Linked DNA regions of Homo sapiens: region 1 is linked to region 2. A link is an interaction called in ENCODE POLR2A ChIA-PET data of the cell type or tissue named here. Cell type or tissue: OCI-LY7. All regions are shown on one strand. Each heading gives the region's core, and the rest is flanking DNA. Links, peaks and the distances in the headings are about the cores only.

Region 1 (15,248 bases), core at 2,515-10,514, 120 kb after region 2:
TGATAAATAAGTTGATGCCAGTTATCTAAATCTTTCAAAGTATATAAAACATAGAGTTGATGATGAAAATTTTGCACTGTGTTTGTGCCTGCCATCTTCAGTGCCTCCATCCCTACTTCTGACTCTGTAGTGTATGCCCGGCTGATTTCCATGACAAGGTTTGCTCTGGCAGCCTGAACTGTAACACTCCCCCAGCAGTTCATAACCAGCTCCCTCACTCATCCTGTGGGTAAGTCTGGGTCATGCTCTCTACACTGAGTCCCAGGGTTCTGCAGCAAGATGCAGCTACAGTTGCTCACAGTGGCAGCTGGATTGATAGCTCACCCTTTTCTTAACTGCTTTTCCCTTCCATCCTTATCTCACGTCGCCAGTCCTCCACCAGTGTTTCCTGAGATCACCTCCCAGTGAATTATTAATACTTGCTTTCAAATCCTTTCTCAGGGTGTGTGTCTGTGGGAACCCAAGAGAATACAGCCAGAATTAGAAATAACTCAAATCACCTTATTCAAATAACTAACAACTACAGGAGGAAGAGGAGACCAAATTGCCACTTCCCGCATAGGTTTTCACTAATATATATGCTTGGCAAGAATAAGGAAAAGAGAGTACCCAAGTTATTTTAAAAAGAAGTAAAAAAAAGAAAAGAAGAAAAATTGTTAATGCCATTTACAATTTCAAAAATGACTGCATGTGGTTCATTAACAAGCATTTTCTAATCATAAATAAGTTGCATCACTCCGTGCAGTTATTTAAGGCTGTTGAATTCATACAAAACTAGAGGTAAAAGATTACAATGCAGATGACTAAAGGCAGAATTAGCAGTAAAATAATTTGATGGAGGAGACAAATGGCTTTACATGGAATGGAAGAAAACCTGACAGAAAATCTATCACTTGTGGTAAATGGGGGAGTATTGTACCATTAGTAAAATAGTAATATTAAAAACAAAAAAGCAAATGTTTGTTTGTTTTTGAGACAGAGCTTTGCTCTGGTTGCCCAGGCTGGAGCACAATGGCACAATCTCGGCTCACTGCAACCTCCGCCTCCGGGGTTCAAGCGATTCTCCTGCCTCAGCCTCCCAAGTCGCTGGGATTACAGACGTGTGCCACCACGCCCATCTAATTTTTGCATTTTTTTTTTAGTAGAGACGGGGTTTCAGCATGCTGCCCACGCCGGTCTCGAACTCCTGACCTCATGTGATCCACTTGCCTTGGCCTCCTAAAGTGCTGGGATTATAGGCGTGAGCCACCCCACTCGGCCTATTTATTTCTTTTGAGACAGGGTCTGGCTCTGTCACCCAGGCTGGAGTGCAGTGGTGAGATTACGACTCACTGCAACTTCCACCTCCTAGGCACAAGGGATCCTCCCACCTCAGCCTCTTGAGCAGTTAGGACTACAAGCTCATGACACCACACCCGGATAATTATTTTATCTTTAGTAGAGATGAGGGCTCACGATGTTGCCCAGGCTGGTCTTGAACTCCTGGCCTCAAGAAATCTACCCACCTTGGCCTCCCAAAGTGCTGGGATTACAGGTGTGAACCACCACACCCAGCTTAAAATACCTTTAATTAACTTCAAAAATAGCAGCAATAAATACAATTATTAATTAATTTATTTTTATTTATTTATTTTTGAGACAGAGTTTCACTCTGTAGCCCAGGCTGCAGTGTGGTGGTGTTATCTTGGCTCACAGCAACCTCTCCCTCCTGGGTTCAAGCGATTCTCCTGCCTCAGCCTCCCAAGTAGCTGAAATTACAGGCATCTATCACCATGCCCAGCTAAATTTTTTATATATATATATATTTAGTAGAGATGGGGTGTCACCATGTTGGCCAGGCTGTTCTCAAATTCCTGACCTCAAGTGATCCACCCACCTCGACCTCCCAAAGTGCTAGGATTACAGGTGTGAGGCTGTGCACAGGGCCTCTTTCTTTCCTTCCTTTCTTCCCTTTCTTTTCTTCTTTCTTTCTCTTTCTTCCTTTCCTTTCTTCCTTTCTTTCCTTTCCTTCCTTCCTCCCTCTTTCTTTCCTTTCTTCCTTTCTTCTTTCTTTCTTTTGCTTTCTTTCTTTCCTTTTCCTTTCTTCCTTTCCTGTCTTCCTTTCTTTCCTTTCCTTTCCTTCCTTTCTCCCTCTTTCTTTCCTTTCTTCCTTTCTTCCTTTCTTCTCTTTCTTCCTTCCTTTCTTTCTCTCTTTCTTCTTTCTTTTTCTTTCTCTTTCCTTTTCCTTTCTTCCTTTCCCTTCCTTTCTTTCCTTTCCCTTCCCTTCCTTCCTTCCTCCCTCCCTTCCTCCCTGCCTCCCTCCCGCTCTCTCTTTCTTTCTTTTCTTCTTTCCCTCCCTCCCTCCTTCCTTCCTTCCCTCCTTCCCTCCTTCCCTCCTTCTTTTCTTTCCTACAGGGTCTCTCACTCTCTCACCCAGACTGGAGTGCAGTGGTGCTATCACAGCTCACCACGACCTCTGCCTCTCAGGCTCAAGCAATTCTCTTGCCTAAGCCTCCCAAGTAGCTGGGATTACAGGTGCTCGCCACCATGCCCAGCTAATTTTTGTATTTTTTTTAGTAGAGACAGGGTTTCACCGTGTTGTCCAGGCTGGTCTCAAACTCCTGACCTCAAATGATCCACCCACTTCGGCCTCCCAAAGTGCTGGGATTGCAGGCATGAGCCACAGAGCCTGGCCTACTTATTTTTAAGACCGGGTTTTACTCCCATCACCCAGGCTGGAGTGAAGTGGCGTGATGTGGGCTCACTGCAACCTCCGCCTCCTTGGCTCAAGAGATTCTCCCACCTCAGCCCCATGAGTAGCTGGGATTACAGGCCCACACCACTGCACCCAGCTAATTTACAAATAACACATTTTTATCTGTTTTTTTTTTTTTTTTTAGACGAAGTCTCACTCTGTCACCCAGGCTGGAGTGCAGTGGCACAATCTTGGCTTACTGCAACCTCCGGCCTCCCGGGTTCAAATGATTCTCCTGCCTCAGCCTCCTGAGTAGCTGGGATTACAGGTGTGCACCACCACGTCCTGCTAATTTTTTTGTATTTTTAGTAGAGACAGGTTTTTGTTTGTTTGTTGGTTATATGTAAAAAATGTTTACTTAGAAATAGAATGCTTGTTCCTTGGTGCTACGAAGAAATAGCACTCGAACATAAATTTAATTCTCTTAGCATGGCAATCTTTACTTTTTGCAGAAAGTCAAGTATTCACCACAGATGGAATAATGGCAAGAGCACACCTGAACAATGGAGGGAAGTAATTTTTATCCTTTACGCAGTTTGTCCCTGCTACTGTGTCCTGTCTCCATTGGCTAAAGCCAGACCTCACAATCTAAACTAAAACCTGATTAGCTAACAGTTTAAAACTTTTCTAAATAGGCAAAGGCAATAGAAAGACAAAGGAAAAGAGGAAGTTACTTACGAAAGGACTTAGAAAGGTAATAACATTCTTAAATAAGGAAGGGGCATAGGCTGCGAGCCGGGACAGGCCTGTGCGCATGTCTAGCATACAGTTAGTCTTTAAAAGAAACTACTATTTCTAACACTTATGATTTATTCTTGAACAAGAAGGGAAACTTTGAAGAGGAACTTTTTACTTTCTACAATTTCCTTGTCTTGTTTTTATAGTTTTCTTCTTCAAACTTTTTTTTTTAAATATGTCTTGGCTTAGTTGTTTTGATTAGCTTTTAAATGTATGGTATAACATAACATGACATCTAATAAGGAGAAGTATACTTATTACAGTTGCTAGAGAAGTAAGGACTGAGGCCATGGTCTCTTTCTGTTGGCTGAACTATTTCTCGAGCTAATTTGAAATAGAGTTGTTAATGCTGGAATTTTTTGCTAACTTATTTAATAAGGCAGTAAGTCCTTGGAGGGTCCTTGTTATGCTCCCATTGGGAGCAGTGTTGTTTGGAATAAAGGTGCAACACTGAGTTTTGATTATAATATAAACACTACCTTTCTTTGTTAATATTATATTTAAAGTTATCTTATTTTCTCAGGCCATTTGACTTGTGGGTTTTAATTGTTCAGCTATTTCTTTAACAGCATCTTTGGTATAGTTAATAAATTGCTGCTGGTAGTAATAAATGCAGTTTATTTAATCTACATTTTTATTAATTGCTACTCACTAAAACAACATTGACTTAAACCTTGCAGCTATTTGATCTCTGGTTTTAAATTTATTTGGTACTCTGTGAGGACCTCTAATTGCATCTGAATAGACATGGGAATCAAAATAGCTGTAAGGGGCTGCTTCTTTTGAGGCTTCTTTTATTTGCTTATGTCGTAATTTCTCTTTTTCTGATTGATGAAATGCCAGGGTAAAAGGGATAGCTAATTGAACTAGAGCATAAGTGCTGCTCTAATTATTTGGTAGAGTGTCTAGTAAAGGTTTTTTACAGTATTACTATGCATCCGCTTGGGGATGAATAAGGGTGGACTGATGGGTTAGCTTTTGGAAGTGCCTGACCTCGCTGTATCATGTTAAGTCTTCAAAGTACGCTAAATTTTCCTTTTATCGTTGGAGACACGAGGTAAAATTGGTCTTGGAAGATGGAGGCTGAATGGCCCTCGGGGGGCTGACCCTCAGGGTACTGCACTTTAGGAAATAGTAGAGAGAGTTTGGCACACTTTACTATCTTAGGCTGCAGGATTTTGATACCGGCCGGGTGCAGTGGCTCACGCCTATATCCCAGCACTTTGGGAGGCCGAGACGGGCGGATCACGAGGTCAGGAGATGGAGATCGAGACCATCCTGGCTAACAGGGTAAAACCCCGTCTCTACTAAAAATACAAAAAAAAAAAAAAAAAAAAAGTTAGCCGGGCTTGGCAGCGTGCGCTTGTAGTCCCAGCTACTTGGGAGGCTGAGGCAGGAGAATGGCTTGAACCCGGGAGGTGGAGCTTGTAGTAAGCCGAGATTGCGCCACTGCACTCCAGCCTGGGCGACAGAGCGAGACTCCGTCTCAGATAAAAAAAAGAAAAAAAGACAAAAGAAGAAAAGGAGCTACCATGCAGTCCATGCCTTGTCGATTAGAGGACTATCTGAGTGGAAAGGGGATAACTTGGACTTCTAGCCTACTGTGTGCACAAGCATAACAATTGCTTTTATTTAGAGTGCGGACAGAATATTTAATGTATTTTAGCTAGTCATTTACATCTTGATATCTTGTTTTAATTGCTGTGGTTTGCTTTAGATTTTTTTACTTTTACTACAAAGACTTTGGTTTTGTCATTTGGTATGAGAGGAGTGATAACTGAACAGGCATTAAAAGTAATAATTTGAGGTGAGTTAGATTTAGTTACATTAATAAGATGGGGAGTAGTTAAAGGAAAGAAAAGATAGATAAAGTTTTCTTAGCTTTAACTTGGTAGGGCTTGACCCTGGAACAATGACCTATAACTTTGATGGTGATGACGCTTTTTTGACTTGGGTATGATGTGTCTATCCTTTTCTGCTGTGCGAACGGCAGTCTCGGTGGTTAGCAGCACAAGGTAGGGTTCTTAGGCTGCCTCGAGTTTTTCTTCTTTCTATCTTTTGATGAGGATGTGGTTTCCAGGCAGGTGCTGGTGTACGGCTCCTCTGGTTTGTTTCCTTTCTTGGCTCATGCATGAGGTCGCCTGGTCCACATCATATGTGAGGATCATTTACTCCAGATTGCTGGCCAGTTTCTTCTGCCTTGTTGAGAGTCCGGGTCTATTCATCACACCAGATGGGTCTCAATTTCTTACTACCCCTGAGGCCACCACAATGAGGCAGTGGGAGACCCCCTCATGAGAGGACTAGAGACCACCCCAGAGGAAAATGTATCCCTGTACGGACCACCATTTCTTATATGTAAAAATGTTTATTTAGAAATAGAATGCTTGTTCCCCAGTGCTACAAAGAAATAACATTCAAACATAAATTTAATTCTCTTAGCAAGGCAAACTTTACTTTATGCAGAAAGGGGCTCATAGCAGATGGAATAATGGCGAGAGCACCAGTAGAGACAGGTTTTCACCATGTTAGCCAGGCTGGTCTTGAACTCCTGAGCTCAAGTGATCACCTGCCTCAGGCTCCCAAAGTGCTGGGATGGAAAAGGAGAGTGCCTTGGATTGGCCCTGGCGAAGCAGGGACCATCCCTTTATCTGCACAGGGCGCCAGTTCACCTCAGTCTTTAATTTGCCACAGACCAAATCCTTCATCTAGATAAGAACCTCAAATGAGGTACTTAAAGCCCAGAAAGCTTTGTAACTGCACCCTTGAGCTGCTTGCTCAGGCCCACTCCCACCCTGTGAAGTGCTTTCTCGCTTTAATGAATTCCTGCTCTCGTTGCTTCATTCCTGCATTTCATTTCTCTGCTACTTCGTACGTTTTGTTCAATTCTTTGTTCAAAATGCCAAGGACCTGGACAACTCGTAGTCAAGACCCTCTACCAGTAACACTTGTTGCTCCTATTCCTCCTGGTGCTATTTATTGCTACTGCACATGTACCCTGTGCCCAAGGGTAGAACGACTTTCCAGCTTCTGAAGCACAGAGGCTTGGGGAGGACAGATTGTCATGTGACTCAGGACTTCACTGAACCTTGTTCATACAGTTGACCACATTCCTTTGTTTGGATCACTAAGGGAGAGTCATTATCATTACAAGGCAAGATCCTGGGCAAAGCACATTTTAGACCCCAAAATATTTTGTCCTCTTTGCAAGGCATTTCATCTATTATTTCCTTTTTAATCCAGGATGGGCAAAAAAAGAAGTTGTAATGTTTGTATTCCATATTTGTCGTTACAAAAGAAAGATATTTTCATATTCCAAAATTGTAAAAGTAAACAAAACACAGTAACAACAACGAAAACTATAATCAGAAGGAAGGGCACCAGGTTCAGACAGTGGTGGCTTTGAAAGAAGAAGTAAGTGAGATTGAAATTGAGAGAATTAAAAAAAAGATTTTAAGTTTTTTTTTTTTTTTGAGACAGGGTCTCACTCTGTCACACAGGCTGGAGTGCAGTGATGCAATCTCAGCTCATTGCAACCTCTGCCTCCCTGGCTCAACTGATCCTCCCACCTCAGCCTCCTGAGTAGCTGGGACTACAGGCGGGTACCACTACGCCCAGCTAATTTTTATATTTTTTTGTGGAGATGGGGTTTAGACATGTTGCCCAGGCTGGTCTTGAACTCTTGAACTCAAGCGATCTGTTCATCTTGCCCCCGCCCCAAAGTGCTGAGATCGCATACTGCACTCCAGCCTGGGCAACAGAGCAAGGCTCCATCTCAAAAAAAAAAAAGATAAAAAGCTACACACCGCTGGGCGTGGTGGCTCAAGCCAGTAATTCCAGCACTTTGGAAAGCCAAGGCGAGTAGATCATGAGGTCAAGAGATCGAGACCATCCTGGCCAACATGGTGAAACCCTGTCTCCACTAAAAATATAAAAATTAGCTGGGCGTGGTGGTGCGTGACTGTAATCCCAGTTATTCAGGAGGCTGAGGCAGGAGAATCGCTTGAACCTGGTATGCGGAGATTGCAGTGAGCCGAGATGGCGCCACTGCACTTCAGCCTGGCGAATAAGCAAGACTCCGTCTCAAAAAAAAGCTACATACCTCCCTCACAATTTGCCCAGAAGGAAATTCCTTGTGGACAAGGGACAGACAGAACTCAGTCATCCCTCTGAGGAGGCTCACCTGAGACAAATGCATATCTGATTGCTTCCCCTGCCCTATTGTTTATGTAAAAATGCAGATTCACTGAGCCAGCCTAAATTGTGTATTCAGTGGAAAGATGATCAAGGATTTAAAAGAATGCAACCTTTTGTCTCTTACCTATGTGGGACCTGGAAGCCCTTGCCTCAAGTTATCCCGCGTTACCAGAACGAACCAATGCACATCTTACACATATTGATTAATGTCTCATGTCTCCCTAAAATGTATACAAGCAAGTTGCACACCGACCACCTTGGGCACATGTCGTTAGGACCTCCTGAAGCTGTGTCACAGGCACATCCTTAACCTTGGCAAAATAAACTAAGCTGATTAAGACCTGTCTCAGATACCTTTTGGTTTACAATAGCAAAACCCCGTCTCTAAACAAACAAACAAAAGCAAAAAGAAAAAATTAGGGAAAAGACTATTCTTTCCCTTTTCTTAAAGCATTTTCTTTAGAGGATTTGTCATTGTAAATTCTCTCTGCCCCTGTGAGATGTATATAAATCTTTCTTTTCTTTTCTTTTCTTTTTTTTGAGATGGAGTCTTGCTCTGTTGCCCAGGCTGGAGTACAGTGGTGCTATCTCAGCTCACTGCAACTTCCGCCTCCGGGGTTCAAGTGATTCACTTGCCTCAGCCTCCCAGGTAGCTGGGATTACAGGCACGCGCCACCACATCTGGCTAATTTTTTGTATTTTAGTAGAGATGGGGTTTCACCATGTTGGCCAAGATGGTCTCCATCTCCTGACATCGTGATCCAACCGCCTCGGCCTCCCAAAGTGCTGGGATTACAGGCATAAGCCAACGCGCCTGGCCCCAGATGTATATAAATCTTTCTAAAAGCCTCTTGTAAATGTGTAAAACCCAGGAATGTCTTTCTCAAGGACTTGAGATCTCTTTGAAATGTAAGCATCAAAAATGGCAGTGCTCCTATCTACCAGTGATACAGCTCCGATGAGTGGAGGAACACCAGGGTTCTTGGTCCTCGTGCCAGTTTAGATAAAACGACACAGACACACGTGGAGTGGTTTTAAGGAGTGGAGAGCTTGAGAGCTTAATAGGCAAGAAGAGGCAAGAAGGAAGGGAGGAGGAACAAGCTCCCCTGTAAAGAGACAGAGGGAGGGGGGCTCCAAAGCTGAGAGAGGGGAACCCCGACCTGCCACAGATACCAGCTAGATATATGTACACAGAGGCTGGAGGAGGCGGTGTCTGAATTGCATAGGGCTCAGGGGATTGGTTTGACTAGGCATGTCATTCACATATCTGCGAAAAAGCTGGCCCTCCCACCATAGCCTTTTAATATGCAAAAGCGGGGCACCATGATGTTCTAACACACGTGGGAATACATGGGGGCGGCCATGTTGCCAGGAACTTGTGGGGAAAGGGCAAGAAGGCAGGGGAATCACCATGTTTGGGTGGACCTAGTTTCTAATGGCTTGCATTTACATATCAAAGGTTGCCAGCCTGGCTCTAAGAGCCGGGGCTATACAAGAAACTTTTCCGAAGATGCTTTAAAGAAAACTTCCCAGCTGGGTGCGGTGGCTCACGCCTGTAATCCCAGCACTTTGGGAGGCCCAGGCGGGCAGATCACGAGGTCAGAAGATCGAGACCATCCTGGCTAACACGGTGAAACCCCGTCTCTACTAAAAAAAAAAAAAAAAAAAAAAACAAAAACAAAAAATTAGCCGGGTGTGGTGGCGGGTGCCTGTAGTCCCAGCTACTCGGGAGGCTGAGTGAGGCAGGAGAATGGCGTGAACCCGAGAGGCAGAGCTTGCAGTGAGCCGAGATAGCGCCACTGCACTCCAGCCTGGGCGACAGAGCGAGACTCCCTCTCAAAACAAAACAAAACAAACAAACAAAAAAACCCGAAAACTTCCCAAGGACCCCTTTTCTTCTCTATATACCTAAAATAATTTCTTAATAACTCCTACAGCACCAGTTCCCGTGGGAGGCAGGAGCCTAACGTTGGTGAGAATGTTGCTCCAAATTGCCAAACTACCTCCTCTCACAAAGGTATGAGAAGTTGGCCTGGCGCAATGACTCACAGCTATAATCCCAGCATTTTGGGAGGCCAAAGCAGGAGGATCACTTTCATTCAGGAGTTCAAGACTAGCCTGGGCAACATAGCAAGACCTCGTCTGTACAAAAATGAAAAATACAAAATTAGCTGGGCATGGTGATGCGCCCCTGTAGTCCTAGCTACTTGGGATGCTGAGATGGAAGGATTACCTGAACCCAGGAGGTCAAGGCTGCAGTGAGCTGTAATCATGCCACTGTACTCCAGTCTGAGTGAGAGTGAGACCCTGTCTTAAAAACAAAAACAAAACAAAACAAAAAACCAAACACAAACAACAACAAAAAAAACCCATACAGATAGGAGAAGTTTATTTTTCCTTTATGTAACACTGTCAGAGGCGTATGAACCAGAGTGACTCCATCTTGAATAGGGGCTAAGTAAAATGAGGCTGAGACCTGCTGGGATGCATTCCCAGGAGGTTAAGGCATTCTAAATCACAGGATGAGATAGGAGGTCAGCACAAGATACAGACCATAGAACAGGTTGTTGATAAAACAGTTTGCAGTAAAGAAGCCGGCTAAAACCTAGCAAAACCAAGAGGGCAATGAGAGTGACCTCAGGGCATCCTCACTGTTCACTATACACTAATTATAATATATTAGCATGCTAAAAGACAGCCCCAGTAGCGCCATGACAGTTTACAGATGCTATGGCAACATCAGGAAGTTACCCAGCATGGTCTAAAAAGGAGAGGAACCCTCAGTTCTGGGAATTACCCACCCCTTTCCCAGAAAACTCATGAATAATCCACTTCTGGTTTACCAGATAATCAAGAAGTAACAATAAGTTTAAGTGGCTGAGTGGCCCATGCTACTGCTCTGCCTATGGGGTAGCCATTCTTTATTACTTTCTTTTTTTGTTGTTTTGTTTTGTTTTGAGGCAGAGTCTCACTCTATTGCCAAGGCTGGAGTGCAATGGTGTGATCTCGGCTCACTGCAACCTCTGCCTTTCGGGTTCAAGCAATTCTCCTGCCTCAGCCTCCTGGAATTAGCTGGGATTGATTATAGGCACACACCACCAGGCTGGGCCAATCTTTGTTATTTTAATAGAGACAGGGTTTCACCATGTTGGCCAGGCTAGCCTCGAACTCCTGACCTCGTATCCGCTGGCCTCAGCCTCCCAAAGTTGTGAGGTTACAGGCGTAAGCCACTGTGCCTGGCCTACTTTCTTAATAAACTTGCTTTCACTTTACCCTATGGACTCATCCCGAATTCTTTCTTGTGCGAGAGCTAAGAACCCTTTCTTGGGGTCTGAATCAGGACCCCTTTCAGCTAACTTTACCAATTACCACAGATGGTCACCCTTAATTACCAGGTGAATTTAGAATGAACTATTTGTTACAAATAGTGCTGTCAGGTCAGCTTACTTAGGACTTGCAGCTTATCTCAAGAACATCTATGTTAAGGGTTGTGTCTGCTTAGCTACATAAAAGGGAGACTTTTACAAAACAGATTACATTCTGTTTTGTAATCTCTTAGTGGATTGCCTGTGGTGAATATCACATTTTGATTTAATGCTTATTCAATAATAAAATTATTTTTCTACTATCTTTGTGGAAAGACTTATTGGAGATTTTGTTTTTAGTTCCATTTCTCCAGCAGGTGTGTTTTATTATTCTACGTACTTTTTTGTATTTTTTTAAATTACAAAAAAAAAAAGATACATTCATGGACAACTCCTGAAAAATGCTGTCTACTTTCCTATAGTGCTATTTCCTATAAGTAAACTTCATTTTGTTCAGCAAGTAACCTTTTTTTCCCCCCAGGATCTTAATTAATTAAACGGGTTTTTGATTTACATGTCTAGAAAACTGTTTGAGACCTTAGTATTAAATGCATTTTTTAAAAATTTAGAGACTTAAGGCCGGGCGCAGTGGCTCACGCCTGTAATCCCAGCACTTTGGGAGGCCGAGGCGGGTGGATCACGAGGTCAGGAGTTCAAGATGAGCCTGGCCAAGATGGTGAAACCCCGTCTCTATTAAAAATACAAAAAAAATTAGCTGGGCGTGGTGGCACACGCCTGTAATCCCAGCTACTCTAGATGCTGAGGAGGAGAATTGCTTAAACCTGGAGGGGCGGAGGTTGCGGTGAGCTGAGATCGCACCACTGCACTCCAGCCTGGGCAACAGAGCGAGACTCCGTCTCAAAAAAAAAAAAAAAAGTTTAGAGACTTAAGAGGGAGAGTTTTATATGTAAAACGTTACAATGGAATTCACAGAGAATTTTTTTCTTGTTAAAATATGCTTAAAAATATGAGATTTAATTTGTAAAATATAATACCTGTTTTTCCTGCTAAATTTTAACTTATCTAAAACCAGGGACATTATCTTATTTGCTGCTGTATGCCCTGCTCTAACACAGAGGTAGGTACACAAAAGATGTCTAATAATTTTTGAGTTGAATAAACGGGAAGATAGATGCGTGAACTATAACAAAGCCAGAACATCGTCGTTCCCTATGTATCTGTGGGAGATTGGTTCCAGCACCTCCTTGAATAACAAAATCTGTGAGTGCTCAAATCTCTTATATAAGATGGTGTAGTATTTGCATATAACCTATGCACATCCTCCTATATACTTTAAATCCTCTCTGGATTACTTATAATACCTAATACAGTTGACTTTTTTTTTTTTTTTTTGAGACGTTGTCTCACTCTGGACCACGCTGAATTGCAGTGGCATAATCCTGGCTCACCGCAACCTCCGCTTTTCAGGAGGTTCAAGCGATTCTTCTGCCTCAGCCTCCCGAGTAGCTGGGACTATAGGCCCACTTCACTGAGCCTGGCTAATTTTTTACTTTTAGTAGAGATGGGGTTTCACTTTATGTTGGCCAGGCTGGTCTCAAACTCCCGACCTCAGGTGATCCACCCGCCTCGGCCTCCCAGAGTGCTGGGATTACAGGTATAAGCCACAGCGTCCGGCCAACAAATGTATTTTAAGGATTAATAATTTTATTGAATTACACAGTAACCCACTGAAAATGTAAATTGACTAAACCATAAAAGTAACAACAGTATTCCTTCTTTTAATTATTGTATTGAAGGAGAAAAGGAAATTTCACCCCAAAATATGACTCCCTTGTATAATGAATATTTTGAATTAAACACTCTTCTGTGAATGGTGGCTCATGCCTGTAATCCCAGTACTTTGGGAGGCCAAGGTGGGAAGATCGCTTGAGGTCAGTTCAAGACCAGCCTGGCCAACATGGCGAAACCCCATCTTTACTAAAAATACAAAAGGCCGGGCACAGTGGCTCACACCTGTAATCCCAGCACTTTGGGAGGCCGAGGCGGGCAGATCACGAGGTCAGGAGATAGAGACCTGGCTAACATGGTGAAACCGCATCTCTACTAAAAATACAAAAAAATAGCCGGGTGTGGTGGTGGGCGCCTGTAGTCCCAGCTACTCAGGAGGCTGAGGCAGGAGAATGGCATGAACCTGGGAGGCGGAGCTTGCAGTGAGCTGAGATCGCGCTGCTGCACTCCAGCCTGGGTGACACAGAGAGACTCAATCTCAGAAAAATAAAATAAAATAAAATAAAATAAAATAAAATAAAAATAAAAATACAAAAATTAGCTGTGTGCAGTGGTGTGCGCCTGTAGTCCCAGTTACTTGGGAGGCTAAGGTAGGAGAATCGCTTGAGCCTGAGAGCTGGAGGTTGCAATGAGCCGCCTGAGAGCTGGAGGTTGCAATGAGCCGAGATCGCGCCACTGCACTCCAGCCTGGATGACAGAAGTGAAACCCTGTCTCAAAACAAACAAACAAACAAACAAAAAATTCTTAGAAACTGAGCCTGGTGGCCAGGCATGGTGGCTCACGCCTGTAATCCCAGCACTTTGGGAGGCCAAGGCAGGCAGATCACCTAAGGTCAGGAGTTCAAGACCAGCCTGGCCAACATGGAGAAACCCTGTCTCTACTAAAAATACAAAACTTAGCTGGGCGTGGTGGTGGGCACCTGTAATCCCAGCTACGCGGGAAGCTGAGGCAGGAGAATCGCTTGAACTCAGGAGGCGGAGGTTGCAGTGAGCAGAGACCCCGTCATTGCACTCCAGCCTGGGTGAGAAGAGCAAAACTCCGTCTCAAAAAATAAAAATAATAAATAAATAAATAAATAAATAAATAAATAATCTGGGCCTGGTGGCTCATGCCTGTAATCCCAGCACTTTGGGAGGCCAAGGCATGCAGATTGCTTGAGCCCAGGAGTTCAAGACTAGCCTGGGAAACTTGATGAAATGCCGTCTCTCCAAAAAAATACAAAAATTAGCCGAGCATGGTGATGTGTACCTGTTATCCCAGCTGCTCGGGAAGCTGAGGTGGGAAGATCCTTTGATCCAGGAGGTGGAGGCTGCAATGAGCCTCAAGGGAGCCAGTACACTCCATCCTGGGCAACAAACAGAGTGAGACCCTGTCTGAAAATAAATAAATAAATAAATAAATAAATAAATAAATAAATAAATAAAATAAATAATAAATAAATAAATAAAATAAAAACTCTTAGAGATTATCAGGCCTTGGAAGAGATTTTTCCCCAATCTACATAAAGACCCAGAGCCCCCAAGAGAACAATTGCTTTTTCTTCCCTTCCCTGTTATCTCATTATCTATTGCAGGAAAGAAGGTGAGGAAGGTAACCAGAGCAGGCCCAATCCTTTTGCAAAATAATGTCTGTCTCTCAGGTTCATTTAACTTCCAAAGAAAACTATTTGCAAGTCAATCTGTGTTCCCCCATCCATTTATTCACCTAAATCATCACTTAATGCCCCTCTACTGAACTACCTATATTCCCCATCTCCCCCACCCCTCTGAAAAGAGGTTATATAAGTGTTTGGGGCCAGGTGCTGAGGCTAGTGCCTGTAATTCCAACACTTTGGGAGGTCCAGGTGGGCAGATCACTTGAGGTCAGGCATTGGAGACCAGCCTGGCCAACATGGTGAAACCCTATCTCTGCTAAAAATATAAAAATTAGCTGGGTGTGGTGTCGGGCGCCTGTAATCCCAGCTACTCTGGAGGCTGAGACAGGAGAATTGCTTAAACCTGGGAGGCGGAGGTTGTGGTGAGCTGGGATTGTGCCACTGCACTCCAACCTGGCCAAGAGAGTGAGACTCTGTCTCAAAAAATTAAAAATAATAATAATTATTATTATTATTTGTGTCCTATTGGGATATTGAGCAATCACACTGGTTTTCTCCATGTGCATGGTCAAGTTAATTTGTATGCTTTTCCTCTCAATCTGCCTTATTATTAGGTGATTTTTCAGCAAACTTCCCAAAGGCGAGGGAGAAACTTCTTTGCCCCAATCGTATAAACAAGAACTAGTCACAGTTTTTCCTTTTTTTTGAGACAAGAGTCTCGCTCTGTTGCCCAGGCTGGAGTGCAGTGGCACAATCTCGGCTCACTGAAACCTCCGCCTCCCAGGTTCAAGTGATTCTCCTGCCTCAGCCTCCCAAGTAGCTGGGCCCACAGATGCCCACCACCACGCCCGGCTAAGTTTTCGTATTTTT
Region 2 (15,248 bases), core at 4,393-12,392:
AGGTGACTTTGAGTACCAGGCTATGCTAGATTTTGTACAGGATACCAAAGACATTCCTCCTCCTAAGAAAATGAACATCTACTTTGATAGAAAAGACTTCATTTATACAAGACAATATATAGTCAAGTATTGGGTTATAAGCAGTAGAGATAAGAGAACAGGAATTTGGAAGGAAAGAACACCACGAGCTACATTCATTGGGAATGCTTGGTGGAAAAGGTGGTTCTCAAGGCAAGTTAAGGAAGAATTTTCAGCAAGACCTGCAAAGTCATAAAAATGAGTACGAATGTGACAGATAAGGAGACACTGGCTGCTCAGAATTCAGGACTCACACCAAGTAATGGTGAGTGCTACATGCCAGACTAAGGAGCTTGACTGTCAAGAGGAGGTTGCTGACAAAAGTGGGAGTTTAAGTGGTGTTTAAAGAACTGATCTAACAGTGGTGGGTAAGAGGCACTGGGAAGAAAACCAGAGCAGTGATTCTTAACCAAGAGCACGTATCAGAATCATCCACGAACAGCTCTCCAATAGACCTCGCCTTTTATTTTTCAAGATTTTCTTGTCACTCCAGAGAGTCTACGGAGCCCAGAACATATACATAAAGTAATAAAAAAAGGGTTAGACCCAAAATATTGAGAACTGGAAAAATCATAATATTAACTTTATCATAATGAACTTAGAGAAGTCCATCAAAAAAATCTTAGAGTTGGGTGAGTCTTTTGTCTGTTTTTTGCCTGCACAGCAATAACTTGTTAGGCAACTGGGTGACATGCTTAATTCTCTCCAAAGTGAGAGTCCCTTTCCCGTCTGCAACTTTATAAAAGCTCATCCCTGGGACTCTCCCAGGAGTATACGACAATAAACAATGTTCACATGGCTACCGCAAGCATTCAGTGATGGTGACCAGACCAGAGTTGGTTAGCCTTGATTCCAACCCCTGATTTCAAGCATTGGAGGGCTAATAAACATCATATATACATGATGTTTATTACATATATATTATATATATTAGATATGTAATATATATGTATTACATATATACACACACACACACACATATATATATATGTACACACACATATATATACAAAGTCTGGCTCTATCACCCAGGCTGGAGTGCAGAGGCACAATCTTGGCTCACTGCAACCTCTGCCTCCCAGACCCAAGCCAGCCTCCCACCTCAGCCTCCTGAGTAGCTGTGACTACAGGTGCACGCCATCATGCCTGGCTAGTTTTGTATTTTTTGTAGAGATGAACTTTCGCCATGTTGCCCAAGCTGGTCTTGAATTCGTGAGCTCCAGTGATCCACCCGCCTTGGCCTCCATCTTAACTGATTTAATGTTCTTGGGTTTCCTCTTCTGCCAGGTGGGCCTTGTTGACTCACTTAACAAGAATAGTTTCAGGTATATATCCGTAAGAAAACAAACCACTCTATTAATACCAAAAAGACAAGGGCACTCACATGTTTATCGCAGCACTATTCACAATAGCAAAGACACAGAATCAATTTAGGTTCCCATCAACAGTGGCTTGGATAAAGAAAATGTGGTATATAAACACCATGGAATTCTATGCAGCCATAAAAAATCAAAATCATGTCCTTTGCAGCAACATAGATGCAGCTGGAGGCCATTATTCTAAGCAAAGAAATGCAGGAAAAGAAAAACAAATACCGTATGTTCTCACTTACAAATGAGAGCTACACATCAGGTACTTATGGACATAAAGATGGCAATACTAGGCACTAGGGATGCCTAGAGGTGAGAGGGAGAGAGGAGAGCAAGGGTTGAAAAACTACTGTATACTATGCTCAGTGTCTGGGTGATGGGACCATTCATACCCAAAACCTCAGCATGACACGATATACCTCAGTAAAAAACCTGCACATGTACCCTCTGAATATAAAGTAAAAGTTGGGGGAAAAAAGAGCAGTTTTGCTACTGAAGCTTCTGGAATGTAACTGAACAACCTTTTCTCAGATCCAGCTATTGGATAAGAAATCAAATCCAGCCATACGTGGCTGTGTACTTCTTTGACTATATTATTATCATATTAAGTAGACTTGATTTCTTAAAAAGAAAATAAAAGGTTATGACATATGCCTATAGAAATAATTCCATAAATAAAAGAATTTATTCTAATGTTGCTCAAATCTCTATGTTTTGAGGGTTGGGCCTCAGCAGCCAAGTTTATATATATAAATGTCTCCCTGGTTATAGAAGAATGGACCAGAAGCAAACACCTGGTCCCTGGTGGGCCAATCAATTTCTCTCTCCCTGACAGCTAGAATTGAAATTTGAAAATACCAGCCTCAGCCAGGTGCATTGGCTCACGCCTGTAATCCCAACACTTTGGGAAGCTGAGGCAGGAGGATCACTTGAGGCCAGGAGTTCAAGACTAGCCTCAGCATCATGGCAAGAAAATTAGCTGAGCATGGTGGCATGCACCTGTAGCCCTAGGTACTTGGGAGGCTAAGACGGGAGGATCACTTGAGCCCAGGAGTTCAAGGTTAAAGTGAGCTATGATCATGCCATGGCACACCAGCCTATGTGACAGAGCAAGACTGTTAAAAAAAAAAAAAAGTTAAAAAAAACTAGTCTCTGCCTGTAATCCCAGCACTTTGGGAGGCCAAGGCAGGTGGATCACCTGAGGTCAGGAGTTCAAGACCAGCCTGGGCAACATGGCGAAACCCCATCTCTACTAAAAATACAAAAATTGGCCAGGCATGGTAGCGTGTGCCTGTAGTCCCAGCTACTCAGGAGTCTGAGGCAGGAGAATCACGTGAACCCGGGAGGCAGAGGTTGCAGTGAGCTGAGAACGCGCCACTACACTCCAGCCTGGGAGACACAGCGAGACTCTGTCTCAAAAAACAAAAACAAAAAACAACAACAACAAAAAAACAAGTCTCTGCTGACTGCTTGAACTGAAGACATCTAGTCTCAGGAACTGTGAAGCCTCCATCTTCCACTATGGCCACAGGGAAGGAGAAAAAGGGAAACTGGGGGTAGGGAAGAAAGAAGCAGATGTGCAGGCAGAGGTAGGGATGCCCTGCAACCACAGATTCCACTCAGGTATTGCTCATATGCCTCAGTGTACTCTGACTCAGTGGCTTTCAGTCCCTGCTCCTCTTCCTTCTGCTGTCCCTGTTATCACCACTGGCATTTCTGTTCCTTTCCTTCTATGTCTCTCCAACTCCCAGAGGGAGGATTTGACCAACTGTGTTTGGTCATCACCCAATATCAAATCAACATAATGTACACTTATAAGCTAGGGATGCCTGAGAACATAACCTTCGATGTATCTATTTAGTGCTTGCAATAAACAGTGTGCCATTTATTGTACTTGGGTTGGCACGTGCATGTCTCCAAATTAATAAGAATGAAAAATGTAAGTGATTTAGCCAAAGCTGTACCATAATCCAGTGATCATATTGCATGCAAGTAATTAACAAGTTGCACCTGGTGAGTAGGAAGGCAGGCAGCCAGAGGCTCCAGAGCCATCAGAAGGGCTGTCAGGGCACAAGACTGCCAAGAAAGAAGGAAAGTGACTGTCTACTGGAAGAATCTGTGCAGGCTCCATCACAGGCAGCTGCAGCTCTGTATGAGGGCCTCTGGGGGAGCTGGGAACCTGTGCTTCTATGTGGGAACATGCTCCACTGTTTCCAGCTTTGTATAGAAATTTCTAATCATATAAATCTCAGTATTCTTGGACATCAAGGAAGTCTTATATTTTTAAGCAACCCTGTCTGCTACCATCTTCCCAACAACCCCACCACCATCTGTTTTGATGCCTACACAGAAGATATAAGCCAGTGGATCCTACATTTTTTTCAAGTATTTGCTGAAATACAAAGATTTATCAAAATTGCTAAGAAGCAGGGTACCATTGATGTTAAGATTACAAGGAAGGGCTATAATGAAAATGACAAGAAAATGCTCGGACAGAAGAGTCAATGAATTTGCCATGAGTCTCACGTGCCTTCTTTACCTGTGGAAGGGGTTCTTGTCTCTGCAATATCTTTGAACAAGAGCCTACAGATTCTTATGTTATTTTTTTTTAAGATATCAGAGTATCATACACTCACCGACATGGACTGACCCAAGGCCCCTGTGTCAGGTTGTGCAGGTCTGCACTGCATAACTTTAAGGGTACCATTTCCATCCCTACTCCCCAAACTTGTGCCACACAGCAGCCCTGGAAGTTACCCGTCTATAGCATGGAAAAGCAAGTACATGAATTCATAGATGTTAACAAGCAGTGCATTTGTAAAGCTAAAAAGAAACATTTTACCTGGTGTCCTTTCAGATCATCAGTCTCTCTGCTCAGTCAAGCACAATTCTTTTAATCCCTATCTTCATCCACTTGTCTCTCTAAAATTGATTGGGCTTCTCCTAGGATCTTCATGTTTGTACAAAGAAAGCCCAAGCTAAATTTTCAAGGTCAAGGAAAAAACATACGCTTTTCCCTGCCTAGATAAAACCTTCAGACAGACCAGAATAATGGACTAGCATTGCTACTGTCCAGATGTTCATGTCCTCCCAAAATTTGTATGTTGGAACCTAAAATCCAATGTGATAGTATTAAGAGGTATGATAGTTGATACAGTTTGGCTGTGTCCCCACCCAAATCTCATCTTGAATTGTAGCTCCCATAATTCCCATGTGTTGTAGGAGGGACCCGGTGGAAGGTAATTGAATCATGGGGACAGGTCTTTCCCATGCCATTCTCATGATAGTGAGTAAGTCTCATGAGATCTGATGGTTTTATAAAGGGGAGTTCTCCTGCACACACCCTCTTGCCTGCTGCCATGTAAGATGTACCTTTGGTCTTCCTTCACCTTCTGCCATGACTGTGAGGCCTCCGCAGCCACCTGGAACTGCAAGTCCATTAAATAAATTACCCAGTCGTGGGTATGTCTTTATTAGCAGCATGAGAACGAACGAATACGATAGTATTACAAGTAGGTGCTCTGCCTTCATGAATGGGATTAGTGCCCTTACAAAAAAGGCTTGAGGGAGGCTGTTTGTTCCCTTTCACCATGTGAGGATGCCATAAGAAGGCACCATCTGTGAAGCAGACAGCAAGCTCCCACCAGACACTGAATCTGCTGATGCCTTGATTTGGACTTCCCAGTCTCCAGAACTGTCAGTTACTCTCTCTTCTTAAGATCACATGACCAGAATTCTCCTAAGTCAGATAGGGTCAATGTTTTGCCTTAATTCCTGACTTGCATCTTTTTAACTCTGACACTAATTTTTCTCTTGGTTCACCTAAGACATCTATAATGTAACTTTATTGTTCTACATTTCAGATCATTTTCTGGCAATGCTTCTTTGACATAGCATACAAATTTTGCAACATGAAGCAATATACATTTCTTGACTTCAAAAAAATATGGTTTCCCCATAATGTATATGAAAACATATCAAAGGTGGGTTACATTATTAAATTCTGTAACTTGTATATTAATAACTTATGAAGTCTATGAATTATTATGTACCAATGATGCAAGAACATACAGCAAAATTAATGCTATCATTCATAGTGGACCCCCTCTATCATCACAGAGAAAATCATTGATGACCAGCACTGACTCCAATATTACCCAAGATCTATATTTAGTATGTCTTTAGGAGCATCATGGTTCCTTATTCAGAGGATGAGATTGTATGGAAATGGCCTATCCCATGCAGTTCAGCACAAGGAGACCCAGTGCAGTACAGGAACAATGTATGAAATGCTTAAAAATGACTATTCATTGCACATTAGAGAATGCCTATGTCACATTTTTACAATTACAGAACTCTTTTTTTTTTTTGGAGACAGAGCCTCACTTCGTCACCCAGGGTGGAGTACAGTGACGTGATCTCGGCTCACTGTAACCTCTACCTCCCGGGTTCAAGTGATTCTCGTGCCTTATCCTCCTGAGGAGCTGGGAATACAGGTGTGCACCACCATGTCCAGCTAATTTTTGTATTTTTAGTAGAGACAGGGTTTCACCATGTTGCCTAGGCTGGTCTGAAACTCCTGACCTCAAGTGTTTCTCCCACCTCAGCCTCCTAAACTGCTGGGATTACAGGCATGAGCCACTGTCCCCGGCAACATTACAGTCTATCATTTTTATAAAAATAGCAGCAACCTGTAAAAGTTCCCAGTGGAAAGCTGCATGGTCATACAGGGAGGGTTCACCAGGAAAGTTCCTACCTGCCTGTCTGCCAAGTGACCTTAAAAGGGAGCATAACTTGGTGAATTTGACATGATTCAGGTCATGATTCATGGGCTGGGAAACTGTATTCCATTCCAGGCTCATTCAGGCTCGAGGACGCTCTTGCATGTGAATTAAACCCACAGGAGACTGATGCACAAAACCAGAATAGAGCTTTATTTTACAATAAGAATTGTATAACTGCCGAGAGGTCAGAGAAGGACAGTGGGAAAATCACATTCTCTGCTCAAAGGCAGACTCTCCAGAAAGCCAGTTTACCGGGTGCCTGTTGCGGGGAACATGGAATCAGAATCAGTATGAGATTTGCCTAATTCGAATGTAACTGCATCAGACTCTGAAAACCTAGTGTGTCTGTCTCCACAACACAGGCCTGTCAGAAATGACCACTACAGAGCCAGGCAGGGTGCCCACCCCTGCTTAGCACCTCAGTGAATATGGCCAGTATCTGCTTCTCAGATTCTTTTTTTTTTGGAGACGGAGTCTCGCTCTGTCACCCAGGCTAGAGTGTGATGGTGTCATCACGGCTCACTGTAGCCTCAACCTCCCAGACTCAAGTGATCCTCCCACCTCAGCCTCCCAAGCAGCTGGGACCACAGGTGTGCACCACCACATCTGACTAATTTTTCTTATTTTTTGTAGAGATGGGGGGTCTCCCTATATTGCTAGGGCTGGCCTCAAACACCTAGGCTCAAGCAGTCCTCCCACTTCAGCCTCCCAAAGTGCTACAATTTTAGGCGTGTGCCACAGCACTTGGCCTACTGCAGTAGAGATATAGATACGAATACTTTTCTTAAGGGTACTGTACAGTTAGGCTGCCCTGGAACCATTCTGTCTCTTTGAGTTTCCTTCTCTACTCTGAACTTTAAGTGTCTATTTTCTTATTTTCTAGTTCATAGAAGACATTTCACTATCACAACTGTGTATTTACTGCCCACATTAACTAAATTATTGTGTACTTATTCATGTTTCTAGAAAACTTGAAAAAGATTTTTTAAAATTATCAACATAAAAACTCTGAAGGAGCCTTGAAGATGTTTTTAAAAAATTAAGTGAGCAGTTGAGGTAAATAATGAATGATTTTACAATCACAGATCATTTAACTTTAAAATAGCATAAAAATTCTTCTTAGTAAATCGTAACTAACAAGAAGAAGGAAATATAATGGTCGATAATTAATCAAATATCCAAAATGACGGCTAAGGGAAAAAAATCCACCACCGCCACCTGAACGACCTTTCAGTGAAATGAGCGTTGTGGATTTTAGAATTCAGAATTCTCTGTTCTTGTTCCTGTGAGTCTCTCAATCTAGCTGCTTTCCAGTCCTAATATTACTTGGCCTGTCTGGCAACATTGGTCTCTCTTGTTCTTGAAAGCTTCCCACAGCCGGGCACAGTGGCTCATATATGTAATCCCAGCACTTTGGGAAGCTGAGGCAGGAGGATCACTTGAGTTCAAGATTAGCCTGGGCAACATAGGGAGGTCCCATGTCTACAAAAATTAAAACATTAGCTGGGCATGGTGGCTCACACCTATGGTCTTAGCTCCTCGGGAGGCTAAGGTGAGAGGATCACCTAAGCCTGGGGAGGTCGAGGCTGCAGTGAGCTATGATCATACCACTACATTCCAGCCTGGGTGACAGAGCAAGACTGTCTCAAAAAAGAAAAAGGAAGAAGAAGGAGGAGGAAGGAGGAAGAAGGAAGAAGAAGAGAAAGAAGAAGAAGAGGAGGAGGAGGAAGAAGAAGAGGAAGGAGAAGGAGGAGGAGAAGGAAGGAAGGAAGGGAGGGAGGGAGGGAGGGAGGGAGGAAAGGAGGAAGGGAGAAAGAGAAGCAGAAGGAGAAGAAGAAATAAGAAAGCTTCCACGCTGGTTTCCATGAGCCACTCGGTAATCCTCCTCATCACTGCTCTCTGGCCACACTTCGTGGGCTCTGTCACTGCGTGCCCTTCCTCTGTCTGCTCTGAGGCCTGGCACTCCCTAGGTCTCCATCTGTACCTCTTTTCCTTCTTCCTCTACTTAATCTCATTCACTCCTGTGACTTTAAGAACTACTTAAATACAATGATTTGAAACCAGACAAAATGCATAAGCACAGCATAACACACATTAATAGTCCCTTGTTGTTCATTTTCTTGCTTTTCATTAGTCATCCTGAGATTCAGAAGTATATTTCCACCTGCCTACCAGCACCTCCACTTGACCATAGTTCCCTTTAACTCTTTAACTTCATCTGCTCAAAACACTTTTTTAAAACATCTCAAATCTCTTCTCCCATGATCTCTATCTGAGCTCATGATATCACCATCCACCTGCTTCCCCAAGCCCAAGCTTTGGAAGCCACAGTGAATGTGAGGCACTATTGGCTAACATGTAACAGTGACCATGTGACAGTAATTGTTAACAGTGTGCAAGAGAAAACTGTAAGGCTGGCTGCTAAATATGCCTGATAAATAACTGTCAACTTAACGCTGGTAGTATGATTAGGAAGAAGAGTGAAAGGGAAGAATAATTGGGTTCTGAGAGAGCCTTTGTTCATATGTATATGTCATTTCTAATTATAAATATGGAAATTTGATTAATTCTGTTTTTCCCACTCAACTCTAAGTTCTATAAGAGCTGGACCCATCCCTGTTTTGCTCATCACTGCATGCCCAGCACCTAATATAGTGCCTCACATATAGTAGATGCTCAGTAAACACTTGGTTCCAATTCCCTATGACCAAAGCTGACAATTCAGACTGATAAAGACAAACATTATATGAATTATTTATGTACAAGAATTAGTGTATCTATAAATGTATTGTCATGATGTACAAATATACAGAAAATAGAAATCTGCTGTCTTCTGGCATTTTGTCCTTTTCCTTAAAATCCTGCATTTACAAAAATAATATTCACTCCAGCCTTAAAATAAACTGAAAGACTTCCTCTCCCTAACCCCTCATCTGATCATCAAATTCTATCAACTTGGTCCTCTAAAATTCAGCTCAAAAACTGCTATCTCTGTGTAAAGTTATTGGCTATGTTCCAAATGCATTCTGCATATTGTCATGTATAATAGTAACATATTGTAATTATTTTAGTGTCTCCTCCTTCCTTCCCTCTTCCAAGTCCAGGAGCTACTTAAAGATTTTCAGGATCTCTTGTGCAATAACTGGGCTGAACATAGTACCTGATAACTAATTGACAGTCAATACATCACAAGTCAAAAGAAAAAAGAAATAGGATTTGGGAACACAAACATAGGATTTTGACAGCCACAATGAATTCTTTCATTCTTCCTACTCTGCACCTGTCTGTGGCCTTTTCCTCTACCATGTTCTGTCACATCCACATCATTATCTCGTGTCACAGAGCCTTCCCTGTGACTTCTGTGATGTATGGCTATGGGCATGGAATGGATGTACTTAACATTATGGCTTTTTTATTCTTTCTTCCTATTTATTCTGTCCCTTATCAGAAGCAAAGACCACAACATGTAGAAGTCTAATACAAAGTGCTGAAATATGCAAAGATAATATATGCACAGGGGTGCTGATTAAAACATTGACAAAAATGAAAGAATGTTGCTTTCAAGACACTCAGGTCTCTTTCTATACCTAAGTATATTATTCAACCATCAGAAAAGAACCAACTCCTTCCTAGATAAGAGACAACAGCACTTGCCCCTACCCATACTAATGCCACGGCTATTTGTCCATCAAAGTAAATGAATGGCTTTGTATTTGAATAGAAAAGAGGGGCACTCTGAGCTCTGAGGTGACAGATAATGCACTGATCAGTCACTCTCCAGTGGGGGTATCAGAAAAGTGAGGAAGAGAAAGTGATTCTGAGTAGTTTGGATTAATATTTGAATCTCAATCTTTATGAAAGAAATAGGAGCTTAACTTGCTATATAAAAGGTTTCAGTAGATAATAGATTTTTTGACATTGTTATGCAAGTAGATAGAATATTAACCTGCCTGGATTAATGAAAGCAATTACTAAGTGCTGTTACTATAAGTGGAATAGTTTCACTGTATCACATGTCCTGGTGATTCTTCATTTAGCCCAGATGATGCCAGGGGCTATTTGACAAAATGTTTCGTATATCTAAGAAGACATATTTTGCTGGTTTAAACCATAATCTTTGACATTTGTACCCACTGTGGATTTATGCCTCTTGTACACTCATTACAATTTAAGCAGAAACATTTTTCATGAGCAGAAAAGGAAAAATCTTAGATTTCATTAGCGAAAAAGCCACTGTCCCTACTGTCCTATTGTGATATGCTAATATTCACCCTGGAAAGAATAATTTAAGAACTCAAGCCTCTATATATGCAATTCAACTACTGTAGATTCAAAGATGGTCACAATAATTTATATACTCAAAGTTATGAAGGGTTAAAGAACTAATTATGAAAGACAATTTTTGTCCTTCTTCCCTACATAGGGAAAAATTTCTTAAAGACACAAAAATACATAACAAAGAGAAAAATTAATAAATTCAATTACATTCACCAAATTGAGAATTTTATCAAAGGACACCACAAAAAGAGTAAACTGCAGAGATGAAGATATTTGCAACACATACAAAGAATAAAGGACTAGGGGCCAGAATATATATTATACAAAGAACTCCTATAGATCATTTTGAAAAGACAGGTAACATTTGAAATGGCTGAAGACTTAAACAGGCATTTCATAAATTAGGAAATCGAAATAAAAATATGAAAAATTGCTCAAGCTTATTAGTAACTAGGGATAATGCAAATTATAAGTACCATAGGATACCATTATACACCCATCAGTTGAGCCAAATGTTAAAATCTGACAATATCCAATGATGGTGAGAATAGAGAATTCTCATACACTGCTGGAAGGTAAATAAATTGGTATGATCGCTTTGGAAAATACAGGCAGGTTGAAGATTGGCAATTCTACACCACCGTGATCACGCTCATAGAAATTCGCAAACATGTTCACCAGGCTATATGTACAACAGGTGCAGAGCAGCACTATTCATAATAGCCCAAACAATGAAAGCAAGTCAAAACCCATCAACTAAAAAATGGATAAACTGTGGTACAATCATACAATGGGATACTATACCATAACAAAATGAAATAACTAGCACTGTGTACAACAACCTGGAGAATCTCACACACACACAAAAAAAAATGTTAAATGAAAGAAAAAGCATTAAATAATATATGCAATATTATTCCATTCATGTAAAGTTCAAAAAGCAGACAAAAACTAAATTATGTGTGATAAAACTATAAAAGAAAATTAAGTAAATTATTACAACAAGTTGTGGACAATGGTTGTCTGGGACAGAGAAAGCTACGATGGAGAAGGGCACAAATGGAGATTGTGCGGTGCTTATGATATTCTATTTCCTTCATCTGGGTGGTGGCTACATGAATAGCAGGTTTATATTATTTGTTAAACTGTATATTCATGTTTGTGCACTTTTTCTGTATATATGGTATATTTCCCACAGGATGTTTTTCAGAAAGGTTATATAGACATATGAGACTAGATGGTCTGGTAAAAGAATGACAGGTGATAGACAAAAGGCAAACAAAAAATATAATCAGGAGGTAATAAGTGCTATGAAGAAAAGAAAAGCAGGATAGGGGAATAGGTTGAGAAGAGAGAACTATTTAACGGCTTGTAGCACCAGGATCTCCATAGTTAAGCCTCATGGAGTGCCACTGTGAACACAGCAAAGGCAATGCAAATTGAATGCACAATGAAGTTTCAAATTGTGCTGCATGCAAGATTTCATAAAGTCCACAAGAGATGGCTCCAACAACATCAAAAGTCCCTGACAGATAAAGATCTGGCAGCATTAGACTGTCAACAATTGAAGAAAAGAAAATAAGAAAAGCTGTCTATATTTTGGGTGCTTCATGAGAGAATAATCTTAATGATGAAATTTTTTTAAGGCTTAGAAAACTAATGAAGCCCTCAAATATGGTGTGAGATCTCTTTATAAGAATGCTGCAAGAGTCAGATGTGAAGCGAAGGCTGTTGTAATATGCCTTTTTTATAGAAAAACAATCATGCTATAAATAACAATAAAGCATTTTTAATTTGAAAAATTAGTTGACTGCTATTTTTATCTAGATAGATAGACCAATAGATAGATAGATAGATAGATAGATAGATAGATAGGATAGATAGGTGGGGTTTTTTGTTTTTTTTTTTTTTTTTTTTTTTTTTAGACAGAGTCTCACTCTTTTGCCCAGGCTGGAAGTGTGGTGACACGATCTCAGCTCACTGCAACCTCTGCCTCCCAGGTTCAAGCGATTCTCCTGTCTCAGCCTCCCCAGTAGCTCAGAGTACAGGCGCCTGCCACCACACCTGGCTAATTTTTGTATTTTTAATAGAGACGGGGTTTCACCATGTTGGCCAGGCTGGTCTCGAACTCCTGACCTCTAGTGACCCGCCCACCTTGGCCTCCTAAAGTGCTGGGATTACAGGCCTGAGCCATCACGCCAGGCTGTCAATAAACTTTTATGTTGACATACTTCAATAGAGTTTCAGTCAATCCCTCTTTTCCCTCCCTAATTTTTCCTATTTGAAAAGAATCCGCTCTCTCCTGTTTTGTTCAGCAAAATGTAAAACATTGATAAGATTTATACCTTTTTGAAAAAAATAGACTATGGTTGAGCCCATACATTCGATGAACATTTGTTCGTCACCTACTATGTGCTAGGCTCTGGGGAGAAACAAAAACAAATGAAACAAGAATCACCAAGACTCAAGAAGCTTACAACGAACGGCGAATAAAAAGGCTAGAAAACCACTGGCTTCGGGAATCTGTGGTAAGTGCTATTCAAAATGGGTGTCCAGGCCAGGCGCGGTGGCTCACGCCTGTAATCCCAGCACTTTGGGAGGCTGAGGCGGATGGATCATTTAAGGTTAGGGGTTTGAGACCAGCCTGGCCAACATGGTGAAACCCCACCTCTACTAAAAATAGAAAAATTAGCTGGGCGTAGTGGCGGGCGCCTGTACTCCGAGCTACTCGGGAGGCTGAGGCAGGAGAATCGCTTGAACCCAGGAGGTGGAGGGTGCAGTGAGCCGAGATTGCACCACTGCACTCCAGCCTGGGCGACAGAGCAAGACTCCGCTCAAAAACAAAACAAAACAAAAAGTGTGTCCAAAGGAAGGGCCTCTAAATCAGATTTCTCATGGGGCATTAGAAATATAGAATTTTGTTTTTGCCATATTTTTCATACAATCTTAGCTTAATAACAAAAACACAAATTAGTCACAGGCAGTCATCAGGACAAAAAAAAATCAGAAATATAAATTCTGAATAAGCTATAAACTAGATAACAAGGCCTTGAATAATTCCATTTTCTTAACTTTAAGTTGATATCTAATAAGACAGGAGTGCAACATCGAAACGCTGTCTTGTTTGAATTATAAATCTTCACTTTAAAGCGGCAGATGGAGCGCCTTATGTTCACAGAAAGCAAGCCAAGGGCTCAGAAAAGGTAACCACTCCGCCAAAGGGAAAGACACAAAACAGAAAACATGGCTCTGAACTTATATGCCCTCGAAGGGTTAACAGATGCCTGAATTTGTGAGAATTTTACAGAATTAGAATGGAACTAGTACAAAGTCCTCCAATGTGTTTTCCTTTCTGGGTCATGCAAACACGTACGTTCTACGGAAGATTTCAAGTACAACAAAAAAATCCGGGTTTCCCATCACAGAACCTAAGTCGCCGCATTTCCTCTGGTGTATAACATGTTGTTGATGCAGTTATTGTCCTTTGTTTTTTTTTTAGCTCTGTTTCCTTAAATGCCAAAACTACACACACGAAGTATGTAATACGAACACTGTGACAATGAGGAGATGCAAGTAACATTTTATTCACCTGAAGAAACTAAACCCCAACATTTTGCTTTTTGTCTACAGACACAGTTCCTGTAAACACAGAATCAAATACGGTGCGCGTAGAAAATAAAAAGATCCTCCCACACTATGGCACTTCCTTCAATGGAGGCTACTCGGGAGGCTGAGGCAGCGAATTGCTTGAACCCGGGAGGCGGGGTTGCATTGAGCTGAGATTGCGCCACTGCACTCCAGCCTGGGCGACAGAGCGAGACTCCGTATCAAAAAACAAACAAAACAACAACAACAACAACAAACAAGATGTTGTATTCTTGACATTTAGGCATTTTCTAAAATATTACATTTTTTATAAAATTTCTCTGCCATGGAAAAAAAATCCACCTTTGCCAGAGCAAAGGAAGCCAGTGAAAGAAGTAATTCATTGGGAGTATAATTATAAGCATTTAGCATTGTTTTGAACATGAGAAAAAGGCAAGCTTTCATCTAACAGATTTTCATAATCTCAAGAAATAATTCATCTGCCATTTATTTTCAGGGAAATGTGGTGCTTCTTGGAAGAAGCCCAGAGGATCCTGCTGTTAAACCAAGACCCATGCAGGAAAAAAAAATTATCCACTCCACAATAACATGGCAGGTAACACAAAGGCAGTGGTACTTCTCCAGCCGGGAGAGGCCCCCTCAAAACAGGAACTCCTGCCGGCTGACTTAATTACAGCACAGCAAGGGAATCCACTACAAAGGCAGGAGCCACTGAACAGAGAGCTGCTGAGATCCGTCCTCGGTACACGGACAGATGGTTCTGCTGCTTCTCGGCTGGTATAAGACCTTATAGAAGACTCTGAAAACTGAAACACGCCAACAAGTTTTCTGTTACCAGTATTTTTTTTTTAACTCTGTGCCCAGGCCAGGAGCGGTGGCTCACGCCTGTAATCTCAGCGCTTTGGGAGGCCGAGGCGGGCGGATCGCGAGGTCAGGGGTTTGAGCATCCTGGCCAACATGGTGAAACCCCGTCTTTACTAAAAATACAAAAATCAGCTGGGCGTGGTGGCGCTTGTCTGTAGTCCCAGCTACTTGGGAGGCTAAGGCACGAGGAATCGCTCGAACCCAGGAAGAGGAGGTTGCAGTGAGCCGAGATTGCACCACTGCGCTCCAGCCTGGCGACAGAGCGAGA

Evidence for each region. ChIA-PET counts read pairs that join two places held together with the same protein. Peaks named below come from ENCODE experiments on the same cell type or tissue, not always from the same donor. Only the 100,000 strongest peaks of a DNase experiment are listed, where the experiment ranks them.
Region 1: POLR2A ChIA-PET joins it to region 2 with 7 read pairs; 5 of 35 experiments call an interaction of 5 or more read pairs at or near these places.

The regions. Positions count from the first base shown.
Region 1 is chr12:32,016,362-32,031,609 of GRCh38, reverse strand. No RefSeq gene overlaps it. Among named protein-coding and RNA genes, the nearest start is that of RESF1, 65 kb to the right of the region's middle. RefSeq lists enhancers at 6,321-6,615, 7,882-8,555, 9,230-9,903, 13,443-14,439, 14,440-15,248. In OCI-LY7, for the core only: no CTCF peak of the experiment used is centred there; DNase peaks (open chromatin) are centred at 3,439 and 5,539; H3K4me3 peaks cover 398 bases.
Region 2 is chr12:32,139,591-32,154,838 of GRCh38, reverse strand. All of the region lies in intron 1 of BICD1 (BICD cargo adaptor 1), which reads right to left. Among named protein-coding and RNA genes, the nearest start is that of BICD1-AS1, 40 kb to the right of the region's middle. RefSeq lists enhancers at 8,063-8,132, 14,844-14,893. In OCI-LY7, for the core only: no CTCF peak of the experiment used is centred there; no DNase peak of the experiment used is centred there; H3K27ac peaks cover 511 bases.